2 separate regions of the Homo sapiens genome follow, and region 1 is linked to region 2. The links are chromatin loops, found by intact Hi-C in ENCODE. Cell type or tissue: OCI-LY7. All regions are shown on one strand.

Region 1 (8,000 bases), 130 kb before region 2:
GATATCAAAGCATCACATCATACAAGTTAAACATATACACATTTTATATTTCAATTATATATCAATACAGTTGTTTTAAAAAGAGGTACTTTCTAGGGAAAGCCTAGGGATAGTTGTAGAGAGGGAGTTAATATACTCTGTGATTTTGAATGCTTGTAAATGAAGATCATTACCCATCAGCACTCAATGACATTGTATGATGCCTACAGCTCAAATCAATGAAGTCCCACAAGGAAAAACAACAAAAAAGTGCCTATGCACAGCTAAGCTATAGAATGTTGGGGGAGACAAATGCATAAATACATATGGTTAACCATATAACTTGTTCAGATCAGAACGTTTTTGGGTATAAAAGTGCTATAGTTTGGATATGACTTGTTTGATCCCTCCAAATCTTGTTGAAATTTGACTCTCCATGTTGGAGTTGACAGCCTAATGAGAGGTGTTTGAGTCACGGAGGCAAATCCCTCATGAATGGCTTTGTGTAGTGCTCAAAGTAATGAGTGATTTCTTACTCTATTAGTTCCCACAAGAACTGATTGTTAAATAGAGCCTGATACCTTTCCCCCTTCTCTCTCTCACTCCATGTGATTCACCTTCAGCTATGAGGAAGAGCAGCTGAGGGCCTCACCAGAGGCAGATGGTAGCACCACACTTCTTGTACAACCTGCAGAACTGTGAGTCAAATAAACTTTTTTTCTTTATAAATTATCCATCCTCAAGTGTTCCTTTATAGCAACACAAAAATAGACTAAGACAGAAAGGTTATGCTATTGATAATCACTGTAGGAAAACATGCAAACCAAGATGTGTGACCACCTTACGTATCACCCATTGTATTATTTCATTTTCACGCTACTGATAAAGACACATCTGAAACTGGGAACAAAAAAATTTAATTGGACTTACAGTTGTATATGGCTGGGGAGGCCTCAGAATCATGGCAGGAGGTGAAAGGCACATCTTACATGGTGGCAGCAAGAGAAAAATGAGGAAGAAGCAAAAGCAGTAACCCTTGATAAACCCATCAGATCTCATGAGACTTATTCACTATCATGAGAATAGCATGGGAAAGACTGGCCCCCATGATTCAATTACCTCCCCCGGGGTCCCTCCCATAACGTGGGAATTCTGGGAGATACAATTCAAGTATTCATGTATGGAGACACAGCCAAACCATATCACTCTGCCTCTGTCCCCTCCAAATCTCTTGTCCTCACATTTCAAAACCAATCATGCCTTCCCAACAGTCCCCCAAACTCTTAACTCATTTCAGCATTAACCCAAAAGTCCACAGTCCAAAGTCTTATCTGAGGCAAGGCAAGTCCCTTCTACCTATGAGCCTGTGAAATAAAAAGCAAGTTAATTACTTCCTGGAAACAATGCGGGTACAGGCTTTGGGTAAATACAGCCATTCCAAATGAGAGAAATTGGCCAAAACAAAGGGGCTACTGGCCCCATGCAAGTCTGAAATCCAGCAGGACAGTCAAATCTTAAAGCTCCAAAATGATCTCCTTTGACTCTATGTCTTGCATCTGGGTCATGCTGATGCCAGAGGTGGGTTCCCATGGCCCTGGGTAGCTCTGCCTCTGTGGCATTGCAGGGTACAGCCTCCCTCCTAGCTGCTTTCATGGGCTGGTGTTGAATGCAGCTTTTCCAGGCACACAGTGCAAGCTGTCAGTGGATCTAACATTCTGGGGTCTGGAGGATGGTGGCCCTCTTCTCACAGCTCCACTAGGTGGTGCCCCAGTAGGGACTCTGTGTGGGTGCACTGACCCCACATTTCCCTTCTGCACTACCCTAGCACAAGTTTTCCCTGGAAGCCCCGCCCCTGCAGCAAACTTCTGTGTGCATCCAGGCATTTTCCATAAATCCTCTGAAATCTAGGTGGATATTCCCCTCAATTATTCTTGACTTCTGTGCACCCGAAGGCCTGAACACAGCACAGGGACCCTAGGCCTGGCCCATGAAACCATTTTTTCCTCCTAGGCTCTGGGCCTGTTATTGCAGGGGTTGCCATGAAGACTTCTGTCATGCCCTGGAGACATTTTCCCCATCGTCTTGGGGATTAACATTTGGCTCCTCATTACTTACACACATTTCTGCAACTGGCTTGAATTTCTCCTGAGAAAATGAGATTTTCTTTTCTATTGCATTGTCAGGCTGTAAATTTTTTTGAACTTTTATGCTGCTCTGTTTCCCTTATGAAACTGAATGCCTTCAACAGCACCCAAGTCATATAGATTACTTTGCTGCTTAGAAATTTCTTCTGCCAGATATCCTAAATCATCTCTCTCAAGTTCAAAGTTCCACAGATCTCTACACCAGGGGTGAAATGTTCCCAGTCTCTTTGCTAAAACATAACGAGAGTCACCTTTCCTCCACTTCCCAAGTTCCTCATCTCCATCTGAGACCACCTCAGCCTGGACCTTATTGTTCATATCACTATCAGCATTTTTGTGAAAGACATTCAACAAGCCTCTAGGAAGTTCCAAACTTTTCCACATTTTCCTGTCTCCTTCTGAGCCCTCCAAACTGCTCCAACCTCTGCCTGTTACCCAGTTCCAAAGTCGCTTCCATATTTTTGGGTATCTTCTCAACAATGTCTGACTCTACTAGTACCAATTTACTGAATTAGTCTGTTTTCATGCTGCTGACAAAGACATACCAGAGGCTGGACAATTTATACAAGAAAGAGGTGTAGTGAACCTCTTTCACTTGGCCAGGGAAGCCTCACAATCATGGTGGAAGGCAAGGAGGAGCAAATCACATCTTACATGGATTGCAGCAGGCAAAGAGAGCACTTGTGCAGGGAAACTCTGCCTTATAAAATCGTCAGATCTCATGAGACTTATTCACTATCACAAGAATAGCATTGGAAAGACCAGCCCCCATGATTTAATTACGTCCCCCTGGGTTCCTCCCACAACATGTGGGAATTCTGGGAGATAAAATTCAAGTGGATATATGAACGGGGACACAGTCAAACTATATCACCCATCTTGTTTAGCATCTGATGCTTCAGAGTTGTTCCTTTTAGTTCTATATTTCCTATTTCTACATATTTCTATAAATATTCCTATAAATATAGTCCTATAAAATCGTAGGTGTCTAAAAGATTAATACAAAGTTACTGAAAGAAACCAATATAAATATAATTATTGTCCTGTGATTTAAAAAAGATAAAATAAGAACCATGGAAATCCAATCTATGTATTATAAAATTATAACTTGTAGTTATGAGGTCACAGAGCCTATGGGGTCTTTGTAGAAACTTCTAAAGAAGCTGAGGAAGGACTTAGGTTTGAGAACTATGGAGAGAGAACACTAAGAATGTCATTAAACTGAGAACCACAAGTAAGTCCCAAATGTTCACATTGCACTCCTGGAGGCAAGGAGGTGACACTCAAGGAAAGCTTAAAAGATAACTTTAGAACCCTAACAAACAATCCTAGATTTATCCCCAGCTTGCCAACCAAAAGTTATTTAATTGTTATGTGCTGCTTTTAGCTGGACTCAATATGAAAATGTTTCTGGCATAAAATACACATTTTCTATAGATCAGAGCCTGTCCAAACTTTCAGCACCAGAAATCTTACTTGGTCTAGGCATTTGTGTTCTTTCTCCATTATGGCTTAAGCCTGAGCAGTTGTGCAGGATCTTGCAGCCTTGATAAGAAGGCTAGAGAAAAACTGGAGGTAAGGTCATAGAGATTGGGAATCCTTGCTGCAATTAAGAGGCAGTTACTTCTTTTGAAACATGCATTCAAGTTTCTTCCTGAGACATTTTTCTCAAGTGGCTCTCTGAGATAATATTTTACTGTTTACCTCTCTTTACCACATCAACTTTTCTTGTTCTTAATATATACCTTAATATGGACCTTAAGGACTGATGAAAATAGATCTTAAAATATAAGTTAATATAAATTATATTTTAATAAAATATAAATTAGGATTTAAGAGTGTATTAAATATAGGAAAAGTGTATTAAATATAGGAAAAGAACCAAGCTAAATAATAGCTACATTCAAGTTTTGTAAATCGGTAAGAGATTCCTGCACTATTTACATATGTCAAATGGGACTAAATGTTTAAATGGAATTCCTAAAACTCCTCAAGTTCTACCATCAATGATGAAATAGGAAGTCAGTTAAAATGAATACTACGTAAATAATTCTGAGTACACGTTGAGGCAGACACCTACTCTGGAAATGTAGGTATAATTTTGAAATACAAACTCTGAGCATGGCACCTGCACTTATATTACAGTAATTACAGAAAGGAACATTTAAACATAACTCATAATACCTAAGGAGTCTACTTGTTGATATTGTTGGGAAAAAGAGAAGAGAGGTTTTAGTCCAGAAACATTAATTGAAAGTAAAAATGCTACAACACCAGAAGTCATACAGAAATTAAAATATAAAATAAATATGAGTACCATAAGAAAACCTCAGGATAAGAGTTAAATAAAGTTCAAGAAAATGTAAAGGCATTTCGTTAGAAACTTCCAAGTCATTTGATATATAATTGTTTAAATGGATCTTTTTACTTGAGGAATGTAAGCTTAAGTGGAGACTGAATACTTTCAAAAAAACTGTGGTGGGTGCTGTTTAGATGACATGTACTCTGCTATATTTATTTCGTCTAGAAGCCAAAGAGCTTATTTGTAAATTCTGAAAAGACTGCAAAATTTTCATCTTGTTTTCCAACATTAAAATCTCAAGCACTCTTCATTGTGATTTTTTAAAAAAGATATATTCTGTAAGACTTCAGGCAGTCTAGAAAAATAGTTGGATAGATATTGATGATAGATATGATTTTACTGGCTGATATCTTTTTAAAATTTTATATAATGGATGGTACATTAAATTGAGAGATAGAGAAGACACTAGTGAAAATTATAGGGTATATAATTTTATGGGTAATTTTTTTGCAATACTTTTATAAAAATAATATTAAACAGGCATTATGTTGTGATCACAATAATTCTTATTTGTTTGCTTTATATAGCCTGTAAGTTGACTAGATGCTCTCCCAGTATTTTCTAGTTCTATAATTAAACCATCTCATTCAAAGTTTATTCTCAATTAAAAGTGAAATTTTCTACAGAGTATGGGAAAGTCTAAAAAAGGCATAAACTAGGACAGATCTCATTTTAAATTAACTGTACAAGCAAGCAGATATCCTCAAAGAGGAATGAAGTACTGATTCATGCTACAATATGGATACATCTTAAAAACATTGTGGTTAGTTAAAGAACAAAAGGATTACATATTAGATGATTCCATTTATATAAAAAGTACAAAATTAGCATACCTATATATACATACATTACAAAAAGTATATTACTGGTTGCCTTGAACTAGGAGGATGGAGAGAGGAGTACCTGTATTGGGTGTGAGTTTTCTTTTGTTGTTTTGTTTTGTTTTGTTTTGTTTGAGACTGAGTCTCACTCTGTTGCCCAGGCTGGAGTGCAGTGATGTAATCTCGGCTCACTGCAACCTCCGCCTCCCAGGTTCAAGTGATTCTCCTGCCTCAGCGTCCCAAGTAGCTGGGATTACAGGAGCCCACCACCATGCCCAGCTAATTTTTGTATTTTTAGTAGAGACGGAGTTTCCCCATGCTGGCCAGGCTGGTTTCGAACTCCTGACCTCAGGTGATCCTCCCATCTTGGACTCCCAAAGTGCTGGGATTTACAGGCATGAGCCACTGTGCCTGGCCAGTTTGCTTTTGAGGGTGACAAAAATGCTCTAAAATGAGGTTCTGATGATCCCCACAACTGTGAACATACTAAACACTATTAAATTGACCACTTTACATGGGCAAATTTTATGGTATGTAAAATATATCTCAGTTAAGCTTTAAAAAAAAGACAGCGACATCCTTGTATAAAACAAGCCTACAGCAAGACAAGATGAGCAGAATATAAGTATTATGAAAACAGGGATTTGCCTCTTTTTTACTGCTGAATTCTCTGTACCTAAAATCTATAACTAGCACCAGTTATATATTCAATAAATTTTTGTCTGAAGTCTTATATTAAGTTAAGAATAGAAAAGCAAAAATTTCAGCTTAAAATCATTTTCAAATTGTTATGTTTTTACTAACCCTTTTCTTCTCCATCTGTCAGCAGTGCAAGAGAAATAATCTTTCTTCTCATTCTTGTATACAAGGGCTATTGGTATCCTGTGGGCAGCAATCCAAACCTACAGCTGTTATTTTCAGCCAAGGTAGGGAATGTGCTAGCTGAAAGAAGACAGGGCCTGAAGACATCAGAAGCAATTCTGTGCTGGCTGGCCTATGAGGGAGGGTGTGCACAGATCTTGTTGTGAGGAACCCAACTGGAATACTGTCTTAGAGGCTTATACTAAGTCTGGAGAGTAAGATGTGCATGTCTACTTCCTGTCTTTGATTTATCTTTCTGTTTGTATGTTTTACCAGGTATGAAAAAAGAAATATATGCTTGTTTCCTGTCTGAAGTTGATCCCTCTGTTTGCAGCATAAGGGCTTTCTTTGAGTGGTTTGCCAGTAAGGTAGGTCTAAGAAGCTGGATCCTATCTCAAAAGACCTTAATCCCATGGCTCTCAGGACATTCTCTCATCAAGAAATTCTATTCCTATTATTGCAGATGCTAATTCGCTAGCAAGTCTGGTTACATTTTTTGGACACAGAATCTTTAGGTGTTTTTTGTTACTGTGGTTGTTTTGTTGCTTGATTCTCTTTTGATTTGTTTTTATTTATTTACTTATTTTTCTCTTATGTTTATTTTTGCAGACTATATGAACTGGACTTTCCAGATATAGATTCCTGTTTGGCTCAGGGGTGGATCCTCACGCTCTTCTTGTCTCAGAAGGTTTCCCCATTCCAATAAAGTAGATTATTAGCTACTTTCTATTTTCCCTACACAAAATCAGCATGGATATCCAAAACTGATGAAGATAGGTAGCTGCGCAATTAATATTCTTTATCAGTAATCAAGATCTGAGTTTGTTTAATAATTACGAACATATAATTTATGGGGCTACCCTAATATTTAACAAAGCTTTAAAGATACGTTCACTAAACAAAAAGCTAAATTAGAAAAAGAACAATGATGAATTGATATAATACTTCAACAATCCAGAGTTGTACACAGATAGTTCTATGAAGCACCATGGTATAATTGGAATTTAAGGTGACCAAAGTAACTAAATAGTTACATATTGGATATTGCTTTTGAAAAGGAAAGTAAAAGTTATGGTTTGACAAATATAATTTTGGAATACAAGAATACAAGAATTGTAATTAAATAACTTTGTCAATAATTTTGCTTCTATAAATGAATGTTACTAAAATTATGTGTGAATGAAAAAATATATAAAAGACTTTACATAAAAATAAAATATATAATACTTAATATTATATTTATAAATGATTAAAAATAGTTTCTTGCATTGTATAGCAAAAATAATTTTTGTTTTAGGCAAGTTTACTCAAATTGATTCTGGTTAAGTTGCTTGTTTTATGGGACTGCTAATTTAAGTATCTCAAAGCATTAAGTACCTTAGAATATTCATTTCTGTACTTTAGTATTTTACCCCAAAAAATATACTCTCCTAAAAGGGAAATACATTTTTCTAATTTGTATAAAATACAATTAAACACTTTTGCAAAAAATACATATATATAGTATATATATACATATATATGTATGTACATATATACATATATGTACATACATGGGTACATATATATGTATGTATGTACATATATATGTATGTATGTACGTATGTATGTACATATATATGTATGTATGTACATATATATGTATGTATGTACATATATGTACATATATGTGTGTATATATATATTAAACCCAAGTGAATGAGAAATCTGTTAGATTTACTATTCTCACTATAGAGTATAAGTTCAATGGAGAGCTTGATGACAACAGAAACTTATAAATAAACCACCGGGTGTTCTTTTTATGACAACTTTCTATGGATCTTTTTTCTGAAA
Region 2 (8,000 bases):
GAGGAATTCAGACCACAACGTACAGAGAGCATAAGGTGGTAATAACTCTATTCACCCAAGATGCTTTGCCTGAAAGGACCCTTTCACAGCAGTGAGAAGGTCTGAGTTGTGACCAGAAAGTAGGGACTGCTAGATTGACTGCATCATTTCTCACCTTCTAGAACAGTATCAGGCCCCAGAACTCTCAATAAATTTGAGAGCTATTAAGAGACAATTTGGAACACCATTTGTACATGTTGCTACAAGCACCGTAACTCTCTCTGGCTATTGAATTGATTTAGAATTCTGGCAGCTTCACAAATACGTATTTCTAAACTTGCATTCATTTCACTATTTTACATTTGAGAGAAGATGTAAAAAGTAATTTTTAAAATATCTGAAGAGTCGACAGAAAAATCAGTTTGTACACAAGTTTGGAAACAGCCAATATATACAAATTTTCCATCTGTGAGACGATGAGGGATAATGAAGATGGTAAATACATATATTTTTACTGTAAGGGTCTTAATTTGTAATTGTGCATTTCAGGTTCAAATGCAATATGATATTAAATTATTTTAACCAACAGTTTAAGGTTGTAATCTGAAGAACTAGTTGATGATATTTCTCTGCAGCTGATATGAGGCATCCCAAACATTCTGCCAACAGCATTACAAATGTCAAGTATTTTTTTACCTGTGATCTAAGAGATAGCTTCTTGATAAAGGAGTAGTTCTTTGTTATGGAGAGTGATATTTATATTGAAGGTATTTTCTAGTTGCTTTCTTCAGTTTATATGTCTCTGTTCATGCTGTTATACCCCTATAAGGGCTCAATCTAGTCTTTGATCACCTTTCTTCCAATTTTAAACTGCATGAAGAGATTTGATGTAATCTGATAGATCATGAGGCATATTTTGATGACTAATAGAAAACTGAGTTCCTAAAGATTAGTGGCAGCTGTAGAATTGAACATATGTACCCAGTAAACTTAGTTGAGGGCCTTTAAGCATTTAAATGACTTAAATACTCAAAGTAGGCCCTGGCCAATGCTTCTAGTCTTTGTCAACAGAAAAATGTGTTCATTCATCCAACCCATCTCTATTGAGTGGCTAATGTATGCTGGCACCCTGATGGGCACTGTTCCAGAAAATCTTTGAGAGAAACATCTTAGGAATTATTAACGAACAAAAAGGAGTCAATAGAATGGAATGATTTTAACGTGGAAAAAGTGACTTGGGAATCTATATTCCAGGTGTAAGAGGATTACTTTGAGGATGGGTTAAGTAGAGAGGGAATTTAGAAACCTGCCCTCTTCATTACTCTCACTGTGGAGTGACCACGTTTTTGGCTCCCGAGGCTGAGGGCCAGGGCCAGGCCCTTAATGAGGAGCTGTGGGCCGAGCCTCTTGGAGATTTCTGCTAGTTGCTTTCCTCGCCTTTTCTACACACTCCTCAGTACCCCCTCATCCAGGATCAGAACAGAATCAGCTGGAAAATTAAATTACTCACCCTCTTAATGTCAGCTCCCATAAATTTTTTCCTCCTTCTCCCTCAGAGTACAGTTCAACTCTTTTAAGAGGAAAGCCACTGAATGAACCTAGTGCTGAATTTAAACGTTTAAGAGATAAACCTGTCAGTTTCAGATCTCCAAAGAGGACTTCCCTACATGCTCTAGGTTTTGACTTCTAGGGTCCCTCCATTCTATCTTCATTCCTTTCTTCTAATTATTGGGTTAAAAAAATAAAAATAAAAACACTTTTCAGAGTAGGCAGCGCAATGAGTCCACTGGTTCCACGTCTGCCATACGAAGCAGATTTTTGCACAAGGATAAGGTTACCGCTGCCAGCCCAGGACTCCAGCGGTGTGGCCGATCAGGCGCTGGCCTCCTCCCCTCTCCCGCCGACCAGCGAGAGGCTAACAGACGGGTGCAAGTAGACAAGTAGCTGTTTTTATTGAATACAGAAGCTCCTTGAAAACTCCGTGTGCTCCGGGGCTCTCCTGCAATTCCTTTCATTCCCAAAGTGCTGGAGCCAAGCACGCGTCCCCCGTAACTCCCTCCCATTTTTTCTCGGGGATTTGGTAGGCGAGGAGGGAGGAGAGGAGTGGGGAGATGGGGGGTGGTTGGTGGGCTGGGCCTGCTCGGAGTCCTCATTCTTGGGCTGAGGGAGGCGGGGGCGGGCTTGGGGCCGCCCCAGAGTCGTGTGATTGGGTCTGACCCTCAGCCTGCTTGTCAGTTTCGCCCTGGGAGGGGGAGCTGGGAGCAGGGAGGGGAGTGGGCGGAGGAGGGGGCTGCCCGGAGCCACTCGTCCAGCCCACTGACGGCATGAAGCCTTTAGGGGCACACAGTACTCTCAGCTTGTTGGTGGAAGCCCCTCATCTGCCTTCATTCTGAAGGCAGGGCCCGGCAGAGGAAGGATCAGAGGGTCGCGGCCGGAGGGTCCCGGCCGGTGGGGCCAACTCAGAGGGAGAGGAAAGGGCTAGAGACACGAAGAACGCAAACCATCAAATTTAGAAGAAAAAGCCCTTTGACTTTTTCCCCCTCTCCCTCCCCAATGGCTGTGTAGCAAACATCCCTGGCGATACCTTGGAAAGGACGAAGTTGGTCTGCAGTCGCAATTTCGTGGGTTGAGTTCACAGTTGTGAGTGCGGGGCTCGGAGATGGAGCCGTGGTCCTCTAGGTGGAAAACGAAACGGTGGCTCTGGGATTTCACCGTAACAACCCTCGCATTGACCTTCCTCTTCCAAGCTAGAGAGGTCAGAGGAGGTAAGAAAAAATGGATTTGGGGAGGTGGGAGATTGCCGTCGGTCCTACTGCTTCTGCGCCCCTCCCCCCACTTTACCCTTCCTCCCCGCTCTTCAAGAAAAAAAAAAAAAAGCAATTCCCTTAAATACAATCCAGATTGTAGCTGCTACCAGGTTGGAATTGGAAACTGGAGAAAGAGATGAATGTAGGCGGGACAATAAAGGGAGACGAGGTAGGTAGCAGGAAAAAAAGATCTGTCAGGAGGAGAGCCTGCTGAAAATGCCCTTCACCACTTTCCAGCCTCTTTGAAAAGAGGAAAAATATTACCTTGAACACAAGGGCAGTTATACAAAGCTTTTGTTTGAGGCACAGTCTTTAGACTGCCCTTGGAACACATCTGGTTTCTTCAGATTCTAACTAATGGGAATATCTTTTTAAGGGTGAGCTGAGGAGAAAATATAAAGGGTATAAAATGAACCTTGATAAAGTTCTTTGTCTGCAACCAAGTGAGAAGCAGGCTGTTTTAGTTTTGGGGATATAAGAGAAACCAGGGGGGTGAATCTAGAAGATTAGGAACACTCTGTGTGTTTGGGGGGCGGGGGAGGGTCAATCTATTTTAAGTGGACAAAAATTGGCAGATTATTAGGAATAGGTTCAAGATAGGGAGAACACTTTCCCCTGAATTTCAGTGACTCCCCCCACCCCACCCCTCCGCTTCTTCTTGCAGGTTGGACGTGCAGTTCTCTTGGAGAATGATGAAAGTCGCCAAGCAAATGGGGTGGGGGCGGAGGACTAGGGATTGGGAGGGAAGGGGAGGGGGTGTGGGTAGGGTGGGAGGAGAGAGGTAAGGAACAGTTCCTACGTGGCACCACCAAATATTCAATGGCCAGACCTGCTCGGAAGTCTGCAACCCTGTCAGTACCCACGGAGGGAGAGCGACTTCACTCCTCCCCTCCGCCTTCTCCCTCCCTCTTTCCCCCGCCCTTTCCCGAAAAGGCATCTGGCTGGAGCGGTCCGTTAGGTGCCTTAGAATCGACTGGCAGGCGAAAGCCTTTGGAGGTCAGGGAGCCCAGACAGCTTAGAGTAGAAAGCAAGCTTTGTGAGGAGTGCAGAAAGAAGCTGGGGGATAGGAAGGAGGGTGACTGACGAGGTTGGGTCAAGGGAGATAAAAATGGTCAAGCCCAAATGCGTAGGCTTTAGCAGAAACTTGAGTGTGGCCCTGGGTCTAGATGCCAAGATCTGAGCTCTCCCTAATGAGAGTCAGCCCTCCCGGAGGCCGATCTCTGAGACCAGGTTATTCCTTCCACACGCTTAGTGGCTTTCAGCTTCCCGAGTAGCAGGCAGCGCTAGATTATTCCCTTGGGTGACTTTTCCTGCTAAATACAGTGAAAGTCCTATTAGGACTATATTTGAATTTTGAAAGGAGTTATTATGTTGATTAATTATGTTGATTCATTCATTTCCACATTTTCAAGGATAGATAAGAGTGTCTTTGAAAGTGAAATCCATCAAAAAGTTTGTATTTTACTTTTGGTACCTGGTCACCGGTTGGATTGGTCAATTCTGTCAGCAGTTCTGCCCTCTGCTGGTTTTGTTTATTATTTAGAATTCCTGCGTCTACCGTGGGACATGAGGCCTCTGTAAGTCCCTCTTAACTACAGTGGTACTGGAAAAGGACCTTTGATTAAGGAAAAATGGATATGCCATTTCTTTTTCAGCATGTCACACACGCATGTAAATGAGAATATTGTAATGGCAGCTATTTATTGAAAATTATAGGAACTGAGAATTTCTTCGGTGATGGATGAAATACAAGCTCCGAGAGACACTTTTGCATGGATTCAGGGATTATTTTACTGAAGCTATTTATTTTTATTTTCCACATTGAGCCTTTCTGTGGCGATATGTGAATATTTTTTAATATCAAATTTCTGTACTTTTCATGCATAAATTTTCTATTTTCAGTCTAGCAACATACCTGAAACACTTTTAAACAGCATCCCAGTACCACATCAAATAAATGGTGGGAAAACAACTTTCCCTATTTTTATGAAGCCAAGTAATGATAGAAATAGCAAAGTATAAGGATTAGATTTTGTTGGGTTTCTTCTTCATGAAATGCCCTGAAAGTTAAGTGGTAGTTTAGATATTTATATTTTAAGATTTTGTTATGTGTTTTATCAAGCTGTTTAGTGCTCATTTTTCCTGGGAGGCCACATATTAACATAAATCCACTTTTGTAGGCATTCTTATCCCTTAATTAACTTCAAAAAGGGAATAATAGTATATTAATGCTTAAAAAGAAAACATTGGCTACAAATCCTGAATCACCACACAAGGGAAAAATAAACCCAGTGTCCACTTCTGATAATAACCTTTAGATTTGTGGTTGAAGTAAGATTTTATACCAATTTCTAAATAAAGATATTATATCCCAGCATCATACTATGACATTGATTTCATTGAGGTACAGTGATAAGATTTGGATATTAAGCACAAAGATAATTTAAAACAGATACTACTTTTATATAAAATTAAAACATTAAAACCTTAAAACATCTGAGTTCAAAACAAAGTTAGACTCTAAAGAAAATAATATAGAGAAATTTCTTGGAAGTGAATGGATTAAAGAAAATTTATGACTTCATACCTAGTCATATTATTTTACTTTGAAAAATCAAACTATAACTTGGAAATATTTATTATACTCATTAAAAATCAATCCTTGCTGTGATTTAGAATAACAAGGTTAAGTGTGATTTTTATAAATATTTATTTACATTAACTTCAATTTTATGTTTCATATATATGTTTATTTTTAAAGTAAATGATGTATCTCAGCGATTTATTGATATTCTTTGGCAGTTAGTCCATTACTTACTATTCACAGGAGGTGGGGTTTACCTGGAATTCATAGTGACCACACTATGATTATCTTAAGATAGATGAGTTTATGTAAGGGTTTTAAGTAAGAGTTAGACTTAGCTATAATGAAGCACTAAAAAAAAAAAATCTAATTGAATCACTTTTTACTAATTAAAATTACATTTAACCTTTGGCAGTTAAGCCAATACTGTATCTTGTAAAAGGCTGATCAAACTGGGAACTTTGGAAGCTTGTCAGGAATCGATAGTGAGCCCTGAAGAAGTGTAGTTTTGAGTGCCCAGGATCAGCAGGTGAAATGGTCCTGGCTTCCAGAGTATGTGCTAGTCCAACAGTGCAAAGAGATCGAATTTGTCCATTTGGTTCCTTAATCAGAAATCAGAAACTCAGATATGCTTCTGATAAGAAATGCAGTGTTTGCTAAACTCATTAATATTATGTCTTTCCATTTGTTTTTTAAATTCAAAATTGATCAGGACTATAATAGAGAAAGAATATAGACTAAAGAGAAACACCTTTCTGCATGCTTTACACACATAGCTTCAGTTTAGGTGGCACAGATTCTTTTACCTAGTTGTCCATTAGTTTTGAAATTAAGTTTCTTAATATCTTAAAGTGACAATTTGCTTCATAATTAATACTTAACTGAGGGGATACTTTATAGAAGTTATTCTCTAAAAGGTATTTGTATAGTTTTAAACAAAGTTATGCAGTAGCAAAGTGAGAAATGTATTTGCATAACATAATTGGTAAAAAATTAATATTTTTTCGGTTTTTTATTTTCTTCAATTTGTGACTAAAATAGAACCACATGGTTGTTCATGTTAAGTTATCCTTAAAATACAGCAAAGCAAACATCTCTTTTCAAATTTATGGGTTGGCTTTCTAGCTAAGAAAATTGTATAAAGAGTCACCTTTCTTTTCTAAAAATTTGCTTTTTCCTAGGATAAATTCTCTTCACTCTGATTAATTTAGTGAGATGCTGGCTATTTCATGATAACAAGGATTTAAATCAAGTTTGGTTGAGAGTCTCTGTGTAATACAAGCTGAATTTTTAAAAGGTTAAAAAAAGGTGTTTATATAAGATTTTTAAAAGAGAATGCTAGCACTAGAAATTATAGAAATTGCTAATCAATCTTACCTTCTCAATAAATGAGGAAACTAAGACACAAAAAGTTGTCAGCTGAATACTCTTCCTCATAAAAAATATTCTTGTAATATTCAAGGTTTTTCTGAGTAGAGTGAAGATCTGTAATGGTGATCAAAAGAATTTTAAATAATAGAAGTCTGAGACAATGGAATGAGAGGAGAGAACTTAGTAGTGCAAGTTCTAATTAAAGTTTTATTTTGGATTGTCAAAACACCTGAAACTAATGTAAGTACCTTTTAGCTCAGGAAAAAATTGACATTTAATTTATGGGAAGTACTCACTCTCAATGGACTACCATGATATCTGTTGTGCAATCAACAACTATTACAAATTTAATTACCATATGTGAAATTACAAGGAAGTAAAAGAGAAAGAATTCGATATATTATCGCTATATTTATTTCCAGAAGTCTGAAATTATTAGACCATATATTTGCTAGAGTTTAGATTAGTGAGAAGGTAGATATAGTGAAAATGTCTTATATAAAGAAATTTAAATAGAAAATAGTTACAGAATGAATTTTTTAAATACTCTATTTACTACCTTTGAAGAAAGGTAATTTTTGATCATTTGTATTCTTAATTATGTCATTTTATAAGATTACATCAAAGTAGAAGGCGTAATACTCTATTCATTGCTGGATTAAGAACATAGTTTTGTATGCTCTCTAAAGTTGTTAATAGAAGACTAGGTCCAACTTTGAATTTCTAAGAAGCTTAGAAAATTATATATTTATTTCAAATAAAAAATGGCAAATTTCTGATATTTTCAGGTTAATTTCAATTGATTGGATGACATATATTTTATGTATACATATAGTATGACTTTTATTAATGTCAGATAATCATTATGACACACTTGTGTGTTGTTTGTTTAACAGTTTTTTTTTAAACAAGTGGCAAACTGAAGAAAAAAATAGGAGAGAACGTAGTAGTGCAAATTCTAATAAAGGTTTTTATTTTGGATTGTCAAAGTATCTGAAATTACATAAGTATCTGTTAGCTTAGGCATAAATGGGCAGTTAATGTATAGGAAGTAGTCACTCTTAGTAGGCTACCATGATATCTGTTGTGTTGTCAACAACTATTACAAATTTAATTACCACATGTGAAATTGCAGGGATGTAAGGGAGGAAAATTTTGATTTTCTATCTCAAAATTTATTTCTAGAAGTCCAGTCTTCAACTAGTATTCCCACCAAATTAAGAGTCTTTCTGTTTTTAGGGAAAAGCAATACATGGCCA

The links. A loop is a pair of places that touch in the nucleus more often than their neighbours do. Peaks named below come from ENCODE experiments on the same cell type or tissue, not always from the same donor. Only the 100,000 strongest peaks of a DNase experiment are listed, where the experiment ranks them.
Region 1: it touches region 2 in a loop (2.1-fold over the local background); 1 of 110 quality-filtered maps calls a loop at or near these places.

What each region holds. Positions count from the first base shown.
Region 1 is chr1:103,230,326-103,238,325 of GRCh38, reverse strand. It overlaps LOC124904593 (a long non-coding RNA gene), which reads left to right and starts at 6,345. Exons shown (of 2, transcript XR_007067034.1): 1 at 6,345-6,535; 2 at 6,777-8,000. RefSeq lists a silencer at 5,618-5,775. In OCI-LY7, no CTCF peak of the experiment used is centred here; no DNase peak of the experiment used is centred here.
Region 2 is chr1:103,102,817-103,110,816 of GRCh38, reverse strand. It overlaps COL11A1 (collagen type XI alpha 1 chain), which reads left to right and starts at 2,295. Exons shown (of 67, transcript NM_001854.4): 1 at 2,295-2,744. The coding sequence starts at 2,639. In OCI-LY7, CTCF peaks have their summits at 4,100 and 4,306 (motif pointing left); a DNase peak (open chromatin) is centred at 4,316.